Linked DNA regions of Mus musculus: region 2 is linked to region 1. The links are chromatin loops, found by intact Hi-C in ENCODE. Cell type or tissue: heart. All regions are shown on one strand.

What was found. Peaks named below come from ENCODE experiments on the same cell type or tissue, not always from the same donor. Only the 100,000 strongest peaks of a DNase experiment are listed, where the experiment ranks them.
Region 2: it touches region 1 in a loop (7-fold over the local background); 13 of 42 quality-filtered maps call a loop at or near these places.

Annotation. Positions count from the first base shown.
Region 1 is chr11:84,816,063-84,821,062 of GRCm38, forward strand. Mrm1 (mitochondrial rRNA methyltransferase 1) reads right to left here and starts at 3,453. Exons shown (of 5, transcript NM_145433.1): 1 at 2,775-3,453; 2 at 2,538-2,631. The coding sequence starts at 3,310. Dhrs11 (dehydrogenase/reductase (SDR family) member 11) reads right to left here. Exons shown (of 7, transcript NM_177564.5): 7 at 4,666-5,000. In heart, CTCF peaks have their summits at 1,464 (motif pointing right) and 2,149 (motif pointing left); DNase peaks (open chromatin) are centred at 1,148, 2,289, 2,739 and 3,469; H3K4me3 peaks cover 2,217 bases; H3K27ac peaks cover 2,197 bases; H3K27me3 peaks cover 278 bases.
Region 2 is chr11:84,427,004-84,432,003 of GRCm38, forward strand. The region is part of intron 12 of Aatf (apoptosis antagonizing transcription factor); the gene reads right to left. Among named protein-coding and RNA genes, the nearest start is that of Aatf, 84 kb to the right of the region's middle. In heart, a CTCF peak has its summit at 2,720 (motif pointing right); no DNase peak of the experiment used is centred here.

The DNA of each region.
Region 1 (5,000 bases):
ATGGTCAGACCTGGAAACAAGGAGTCTGAAATGCCCACTGTGGGAGCGGAGGGAGAGAGCTGTGTAGCAGAGGAGTGGAGTAATCTGGAACTGGGGAATGGAAAGTCAGGAGTACCCTTTTTCTTTTTCTCTCTGCCCTTTCCCCCCTCCCCTTTCCCCATGGCCACTTCCCTGGCCTTGGTCCTTGGGGACAGTGAACTCAAAATAAACCTGCCTTTAATTTAAAAAAAAAAAAAGAAGAAGAAGAAGAAAGAAAGTCAGGAGTTTAAATGTGACAGTGATGGGGGAGGTGGTGGTGGCGGCACACAACTTTAATCCCGGCACTTGGAAGGCAGGCAGGTTCCTGTGAGTTCAAGGCCAGGCTGATCTACAGAGTGAGTTTCAGGACAGCCAAGGATACACAAAGAAACCCCATCTCTAAATAAATATATAAATAAATAAATAAATAGATAATGGCAAGAAAGAACCAACTCCAGAGAGTTGTTCTCTGACCTCTACATGCACACACACTGTAGCACACATACCCAACACACACACACACACACATATATGTATATATATGAACTTGAGACACTGAAACAGGAGGATTGTGAATCATGAATCTGAGGTTGGCTACATAGCCGATCCTTTTCTCAAAAAGCCAATACAAGGGAATAAATGAAGCTAGGCAACTAGATTAGGGGGGAAAAATTAAGCCAATTTACACAAAAGAGATCCAAGGCCTGAGACTTGGAACATGACAGTGTTTGGAGGTCATGGGATCAAAGAGAATTCACTGGAGATGCCTACAGGAGAGTGCAGAGGCAAAGGGACGGCCAGGGGGAGTGGGTGAGGCTGTGACTCACGGACAATGTGTCTGCCTAGTGTAAGCTGAGTTTGATTGCTGAAAAAAAAGGTGATTAAAAACAAAACAAGACAAAATCAGAATGACCATATGTGCTAGATGCTGTAGACCTGTCAAGTACCTGAGAACTAAGAATGGACCTTTGAAGCAACATGAAGGATACTGTGACTGTCCGGGGCTTTGATGGGGTACGAAGGGAAGGTTCTGATTAACATGAGGTCAGATGAACACAGAAGACTCTTGGCATGCTGCAGTGGGGCTGGTATCGATGGAGCAGGCTTTGGTAGGCAGTGGGTGGGGCACAGGGCTGGCTGCTGCCTCCAGCTCTTCCCCAGTAACCAGGGGAAACAATTCTGTGGCCCAATGCTGGCAGGGAGTGTGGGGTGTGAGGAGAGAACTCCACTTCCCACCAGTCTCGGACAGTTCCTCAGAAGGGGGGCTGCCTGTGAGATGAAGCCAGACATGCTTCTAGACATGTGCTGGTCAATATGAAAATCTCAGAGCACACCAAGCCACTTCCTACAGATTTTAACTTTGTCTTCTTGTTTTGTTTTGTTTTTTACATGAGAGTTAAACTGCATGTAAGTGTACACACCACATGTGATCGATGCCTAGGGAGGCCAGAAGAGGGCACCAGATCCCTTGGAACTGGAGTCATAGATGGCAGTGAGCCACCACGTGGGTGCTGGGAATCCTCTGAGAGAGCAGTCGGTGCTCTTAACTGTTCCACCATTTCTCCAGCCCTACTACACGTGACTATTAAGGATTGAAATATGGCTATTCCAAATTGAGATGTATTATGTATAAGCATTTTAAAACGGGATTTAAGCCGGGCATGATGGCACACAACTTAAGGAGGTTAACACAGGAGGATTTCTGAGGGATCTGAGGCCAGCCTGGGCCACACAATAACCTGTCTCATTTTTTTTTTCACTAATATTTAAAATGTATGTTTTAATGATAATACTTGTGGTATATTGGATACAATCATGTTTCTTTTTAGTTTTCTAGATTTGTTGTTGTCTTGTTTTGTTAAGACTGGGTAGCCCAGACTGGACTTGAAATAAACGATCTTCCTGTGTCCACCTCTTAAAAGCTGGAATTATAGATATGTGTCATCACGCCTGCATGGTTACTGGAAAAATCTGAAATTAGACATATGGCTTGAATATAAGTTTATCAGGCAGCTTTCTTCAGCCTCTTTTCAAGGTTATTTTCTCACTGAGGGATGAGGGTGGGGACAGGGGAAGGATAGAGGGTGGAGGGACTGCCAAATGCGGGGCAATGCTGCCCCCTAGAGTCTAGCTAGGAAACACACAGCTAAAGAACACTAAAGCTCGCCCCTTGGAAAGCCTTGTTTAAATCGCTTTGAAGTTGAGCTTCCGGGTACCCACGACTCCAGTCCACCAGCTCCCTGGAGTACTGCTGAAGTCCCACGGTTGTCAGACATTGACTTGCCGACACAGGTGGCCATGGCGTGTAGTAAATGAGACGAGGAAATCCCTAACTTCAGACGATGCTCTATTTAAAAGGCCCTGGGATCTTTCCTGGTGGGACTTAGAAGGTCGTAGGAATCAATGCCACCACGTCCCTTCTCTTCCTCCTCCCCCAATCCACTGCGTTGGAGATAGCTTTAACATCCCTAACTAGAGTCATCGCCTCCGCCTCTTCTTCCCCTCTCGCCCCATTTTACCTGCAAAAAACCGGGCAGGTCAGGAGTGGCGAACACGTCCATCACCTCCATAGCCCCAGCGCTGGCCTTGCTGACTACTGGAGTAAGCGGACAGCTGCAAAGGATCCCCACGATCCGTGTTAAAACCAGAAAATCTCTAGCCCCGCGCCCTACACACCCCGGGGCTCCCCGCCCAGTGCTTAGGAGCTTGGCTCCGCCTCCAGATTGGGCGTAAACTGAATTAAGGGACGTCCGTGCCTGTTTCTCTGGCTGGTGATGACTCTGTCTACGCCGAGGAAGTGAGCGGAGCGCATCACAGCCCCAAGATTGCGGGGATCCTGGAGCCCCTCAAGGACGAGCCACAGCTGCTGAGGGTCGTCGCCTGAGCTCGTGTCTGCCGCCTCATCGCAAGGCCGGGGTCGCAGCGGGCTCACCTCCATGCACACGCCCTGGTGCACTTGGTAGCCGCACAAGGCATCCAGTTTCTGACGCCTGGGCCTCAAGACAGGGATGCCCCGAGCCTCGGCCACCCGGAGCAGCTCGGCTCGCTCCCCCTGCAGCCCAGCCTTACCGGCCTGGAGCAGGAGCCGGGCCACGCGCCGACGGGCAGCCCGCAAGGCCAGGAGGCATGGGGACAAGCCAAATAGACGTTCCAGCCGCTGGGCCGGCGCCAGGTCATCCAGAAGCAAGCGACTCAGCTCCTCCCCGCCAGGCCGTTCCCCGCGCCGAGCCACCGAGGAGAAATGGCGGGCAATCAGGCGACTGAAGCACCCGACCGTCCAGAGTCGCCGCATTGCTCCAGCAGCGCCCGAGACTCCACTGACAGACAGCTGGGGAGGACCCGTTGACCTCCCACACTTCGTCCCCTCACAAGGACTGCCCACAACCTGACCCTCGAGCCAAGACAGTCACCTCCCAGCCTCCCACGTGGGTCCCCAGCTTCCGGGTTCTGGAGGCCCAGCCCCCTGTCCGATGACGCACATGTGCGCTTGGCGGCAACCACGTCTCCACTGCACCCCCTACAGGAGTGAGTCGCACTGCCTCCGCTGACGCAGGCGAGCCTAGAGGCTGTGCTGGTGCTGAGCTAACCTTGGACTGCTCCCGGGTGAAGGAAGAAGTTAGAAGGCGTTCACCTGCTCGTCCTCAAAGACCACCGCATGTCAGTGGTTTGGCCATCTGTTCAATCCTCAGTCTTGGAGCCATCCTACATCCTGGCACAATGTCATAGTTGGGACTTTCTCCCAGAAGCATATCCTGTCAGACCCTCAGCACCAGCCAGCAGAACCCCTAGAATATTTCCCATCTCCCGAAAGCCCCAACGAGCCTACGGTATTTCTGCTGACAAGCAGCCGATGCCCTTGGCCCATGGTAATTCTACGACTTCCTTGCTCACTGCCCAGACTGGCTCTTTTCAGCCTAGTCTTTTAAAATATCTTTTTAAACCTTTTCCCTTTTCCTAATGATTCCTTTTTTTTTTTAATGTGCATTGTTGTTTTGCCTGCATGTACATCTATGAAGGTGTTGGATCCCCAAGAACTGAAGTTACAGTTGTGGGTGCTGGGAATTGTACCAGGGTTCTCTGGAAGAGCAGCCAGTGCTCTTAACATTTGAGCCATTTCTCCAGCCCCCACCCCCTCTTTTTTAAAATCAATGTCTCACTAAGCAGCCCTCATGGATGGCCTGAAACTCGTTGTGTAGCCCAGGCTGGCCTCAAATCCACAGAGGTCTCCCTGCTTCTGCTTCTCAAATGTTGGGATTAAAGGTGTGCAATAGTATTAGTATACCTGGCTCCAACTTATTTTTCAAAATTCTTTCACATGTGCGGGCATATTGTTTGTCCGTGTGGCTGTGCACCACATGTGTGCCTGGTGGCCCAGCGAGAGAGAGGAGGATGTAGGACTCCCTGGGACTGGAATCAACATGGGTCCTCTAGAGCAGCAGTGGATGTACTTAATTATGTATTTTGGGGACATTTGTATCCTTGGCTCCTATGGCTGGCCTGGAACTAACCATCTCCTGTGCCCACTCCAGAAGTGATGTTCCGAATCTACCCACCTTCCTAGCTACCTGGAAGGAATTCTGAGACACCAACCACACTGATCACCAGGAAGGGGGGAAAAAACTGAAAGATACTTCTGAAGGTAGAGTAGGTTGTAATCTCTCTCTTTAATTGTTACAGTGAAATGTAGTAGGAGACAGACCCTGATACTCTGTAGCCGTGGTAAGGACCCCAGGGTGAGGGCCAAAACTTGGCTGGAGAGCTGGGGGGGGGGGAGGCAGGAGGGTTGGGAAGGGAACCTGGAACCCTGGACAACCACACAGGTAAAAGATGAGGTCTCTGCTGCTCCAACCCTAAGGGGTGGGGGGTAGGGTGTAAGAGGATAGAGCAATGCCCCTTCTAGGTACATCCCTTTCCTAGGTCAAAAGGAAGAGGCACAGGAGAGCAAAGGTTACGGAGCCCCAAGAGGACTCAGAAGAAGTTAG
Region 2 (5,000 bases), 390 kb before region 1:
GATCTGAATTCTCCTATCTGCTTTCTGGAAGACCATGCTCGTCTTACTCTGGCCTGGAAACCCCAAGCTCCAAGGTACCCCAACCCCCTACATGCTCTTGTGGGCAGCACAAAGAAAGCAGCTGACCCACAGATCCCCAGAAAAACCTGTCCACCATCTAAAACACATCAAGGTCTCTCTATAAGTGAGAACCTCGTGTCCTCCAAATGCATCCTTCAACAAAGCAGTCTGAGTAAGGGCACAATGTGCACCAGGCACAGTGGCACATACCTATGCTATGATCTAAGCACTCGGGAGGCTAGGGTAAATGGAACCCAAGTTCCAGGCCAGCCTGGGCTATAGAGCAAGAGGAAAGAAGGAAGGAGAGAAGAGAAAGACAGTTGCAAACCTACATACATAACTGCCTCTGATTAATGTGAAAGTTGCTCCTTTGTCGCTTCTCCAGGGTTCGGACAACCCTAACACCCACGACACATCTGGAAAGCACTCTGACCACCTTTCATTCCCCTCTGCACACTGCAGACCCTACACTACACACTACCGTGTGGCAGCCTGTGCCCCTCTACATGCATTTAAGAAGCAGGGACAGTGATAGCGCACACAGGCAGAAGACTAACAACTTTAACTCCCCCAGTGTCATGATGAGCAAAGTCCAGATCGTTTAAAACCTTGCAAGAAGGCTCCAAGCAGACACGGTGGGGACTACTTGTGTAGACAAGCGCATTGGTTGCTTGTGTAGACAAGTGCACTGTGCTGATGGTACCCTGACCAAACACAGCATCACTAACAATGCCTTTCATTATTGTGTTCTGAAAACAATTTACTTAGTATTTTTGGATGCTTATAAACACATACAGACATGGATAATCCTTGGACTCAAATACAGCACGCAGTATGATAAATTAGTGTTTGAATGCCAGCCTGAACCTTACTAGTTACTGTTGAGGATTACAGAGACACAGCAGGAGGCTGGAGAGACAGTGGCTGTTAGGAGTGCATACGGCTCTCACAGACAATCCAACCTTACTTTCCAGCACGCACTTTGGGTGGCTCACAACTGCCTACAAACTCAGCTTCAGCGAATCTTACACTCTCTTCTGGCCTCTGCAGGTACCTGCACTCACATGTGCAGATTCACATTTTTTATTTTATACACGTTTTTAAAATCCTAAAAAACAAAAACAAATCAACAACAACAACAAAGACACCAGGGAATATCAGAGAAGTCAGATGAGAAAGACAACCACAGGGCTGGTGAGGTGGCTCAGCGGATAGGAGCACTTGACCGCTCTTCCAAAGGTCCTGAGTTCAAATCCCAGCAACCACATGGTGGCTCACAACCACCCATAATGAGATCTGATGCCCTCTTCTGACACATCTGAAGACAGCTACAGTGTACTTATGTATAATAATAAATAAATCTTAAAAAAAAAAAAAGAAGAGAAAGGCAACTACATTCAGTCACCTGTCCAGACAACTATTCCACCTAAGAGAGGCCCACAGGGACTGAACTCTGCCGTTCTATGACTAACCCACTGGCCAGGACAGAAGGAAAGTGAATGGCAGTGCCCCATGGCAGACTAACAGTTCCACAGTTCTCTCCACTGCCTCTGCAAATCTTCCTGGCAGTATGCTGAACCCAAGGCCTATAATTTGCCTCTCCAGGTAAGGCCTTCAGACCTTCTGTGCCAATCCCAGCACTGTGTCGACTACAGCATTGCTGGTGTAGTCCAGATGGAGTGAACAGAGGACTCCATCGACACATTTGTGTGCATAAGCCAGGAACATATCAGGGCCCTCTATACCTCAGGCAAGCACTGTAACACTGAGTCACATCCTGGGCTAACCTCCTACCTTCTGAACACAGACATCCCTTACCTTCAGAGTTCTGCTCTCTTCTACTCTATTAATAGGCTCTGGCATTCTAAATACGTACTGGAAGGTGCCAATGGCACTAAACAGAGAATCCCTTCCAGTAAATCACCTGTATTCTATCAGAAAGCAGAGTGAGCCAGAGGGCAACGGATATGCACAATTGCTTTTTTTCTGTAGATACAAAAAAAAAAATCATGAGACATCAGCCTGCTGTCTTAAATATCCAAACAGAAAAGCAAGCACAGCAGTAGCAGTTGTAATGGTGCACAATCGCTGCAACCTGTTGTCAGAGCTAGCTCCCATTCTGGCCGAGAAAATGGCAGCTTCTTCAGCAGCGAAACTACTGCATCCTCCATAAATGCTATTGCTAGAACACAAAGCCGTGTCTCCTTCACAGAGGTATGAAGGACAAGTGGCCATCTTGACACACCTCACGGTTGGCTCTCAATAACACAACTCACAGGGCAGAAAGCTTATATATAACTTCTGCACACAGCTAAGGAAGTCAATAGACTCCCCTTTTCTCCTACCAGCAGAAGTGGCTCAAAGACTTCCTTTCTGATCTTCCCAGATTTCATACCAAGCCAAACCCAAACCAGAAACGAAGGCACACAGACACACACACCTACACACCATAAGACAAAGGGAATAGCAAAAAGAATAGGGCAGCTTCCCACAGACCAACTTCTGTGTGTCTTTTTTTTCCCTTAAAAAAATTCCTGAAAACTATTTAGTGGGATCAAGCTAGCAAAGTACTAAGTGACCCAGAGAATCTCTCTAGTATCACTAATCATCAGGGTCTGGATACAAAATGATCCCAGACAGCAAATTGCAGATGTGCCAATTTACCACAAGGTGGCAGTATATGACTCATTTCAAAGGGGACCAGGAGCCCATAAATTACCCAGGCTGTCTGCTCTCATCAGCACCCTCCCAGAGCTTGAAGGAGACTTGAGGAGGGCTGTTCCAGTGTGCTCCCTCAGTCAGGTCAGAACTGGGTCCTTCAAACCCCTGCAGATGCCTTTAGCCCCACAGCTCTAAATTACAGTTGGTGACGTGGCCTCTGGCCTGTCACCTAAAGATCAGACAGACTCAAGATTTATAAATGTTTAAAGAAGCAGGTCAGGCCCCAAACAAAAGATCTGAAAAGATGAGGAGAGGAGAGGAGGGAAGAGGGACAAGGTGGGAATTTGTTAAGGCTTTCTCCTTATAGATTCACTCCACACTAACAAAGACAGAAAATACTCAAAACTTCTACTATTCCTCCTACTAGCTTTCACATCCTTTTAAAGAAAAATAATTTACCTTATTAGATTTGTTGGGGTCGGGGTGTCTTCAGACAAAAGGAGACCTGCTTCTTGCTGCGCCTGTGTGTTAATATTCCATATTCCTGGGATGATTTCTACTTTCACAGTTTGACTGTTTTATAACAGATTTGATGTGAGAGAAGACAAATGGCCTCACAAAGGAAAGACAACAAATCACCTCACTGTTTTGTTTTGTTTTGTTTTGTTTTTTTAATCAAGGTTTGCGGGTTTGCTCTTATTTTTATTTATTTTTATTCTGGAGCTAGGCACAAGGCATTCTGCCTTGCTGGGATGTTTAATATTAACATCAGGCCACCGTGATCCTGGCAATAGAGTTGGCCGCTGTTCTGTTTATGGTTTCATGACTGCTGGCTTCAGCAAGATGAAGCTCCTGTTCAAACAGCTGCCCCTTCCATGGCTCTTATGATGAGCCAGGGGTGCTTCACCGCTTGGATGTGACTCACTTCCTCAGTATCAGGGGAGGTGAATGAAGCTGGTACCCAGGCATTCACACTGGCATTCACACCAAGGTGTTCACACTGGTGCTGCTGCCATGATGCCTGGGGCCCACTCGGCCAGGCTCCATGAATGAACATCTTGCTTTGCCTGTCTTTTGGTTCCTCCTCCACTCTCCACTCTCAGCCTTCCTCTTGCATCTGGATAACTCACCTGCTTCCACTCTCGGCCTCTGCTGTGTGAAGTGTACTCACAGTCTCCAGAGCCACCACCCTGGAGAGAAGCAACTGCATTCCTTCTTGCCATGCAAAGCTGTTCTGTTAACTGACACCATCTTTCTGTTTACAGTGGCAAAACTCATACCCTACTCTGGATTGTTTGGTGGCAGAAACTGTAACTGAATTCCAGGGATCAATGACATCTTTTACAATAATAAAACAAGACTAACTTGAGATAGGACCACCTGTACAGTCCAAACTGTCCTGGAACACATTATGTAGTTCAGACTGGCCTTTACTATAAATTCACTAAATTTATAGTGATTTTCCTGCCTCAGCCTCTAGAATACTACTGATATTTTATGGGCATAAACTGCTATGCCTGGATCTATGACTATCTGTACAATAATGCAGATACAATTTGAAAAGGTAAAAATTGCTGCCTTCATCTTTTTACTTTCGAACCGTATCCCTCAAAGAACTTCTCCATAAACCAGATTCTGAACAGAGTCTATGCTAGGAATACCTCCTGTCAGAACACATTCAAAGAACCCTCCACCTTACAGCATAGTCTTCCCTCCGGTTGAAGTGACTGGTCCTGCAGTCAGCCATGTGCTGGCCTCAGCTGGTTTTATGACTAGCTTTAGGGAGCTTACTGCTAAATGTAGGATGAGGAATTTTCATGTCTTCTCTTGGAAGCCGGTGTGTCCTGTTGGCTTGCATAGCTGTATCTCCTCCTGCAGGATCGAGCTGCAGGAGAGGCGGATGGCTGCCATGTGCGTGTATGAGAAAATGTGTATTGATTTCTCCTTTCTTATGAAAGAGCACAAAGCATTGAAGAACAATTGCTCGTCTCTGCAGCATTTCACACTCCACACAAAGGCCCAGCCCCCACTGCCCTAAGAAGCAGAGAGGAGAACTGCCCAGGACAACACCAGGGCCCCATCTAGACCCTACCTAGCCAGCCTCTGTTCAACCCATTTCTCTCCCTGGATGGCGTTCCTCATCTATACTGGAGAAGAAAGAACCTTCAGCCTTATTTACCTTTTAAGTGGAGGTGCCTAGAGGGTAAAAAGAGTTAATGTTTATAAAGTGCTCTGCTTCCCAGAGGGAAGCCATGGATAGGACACAAGGTGCAGCTGTG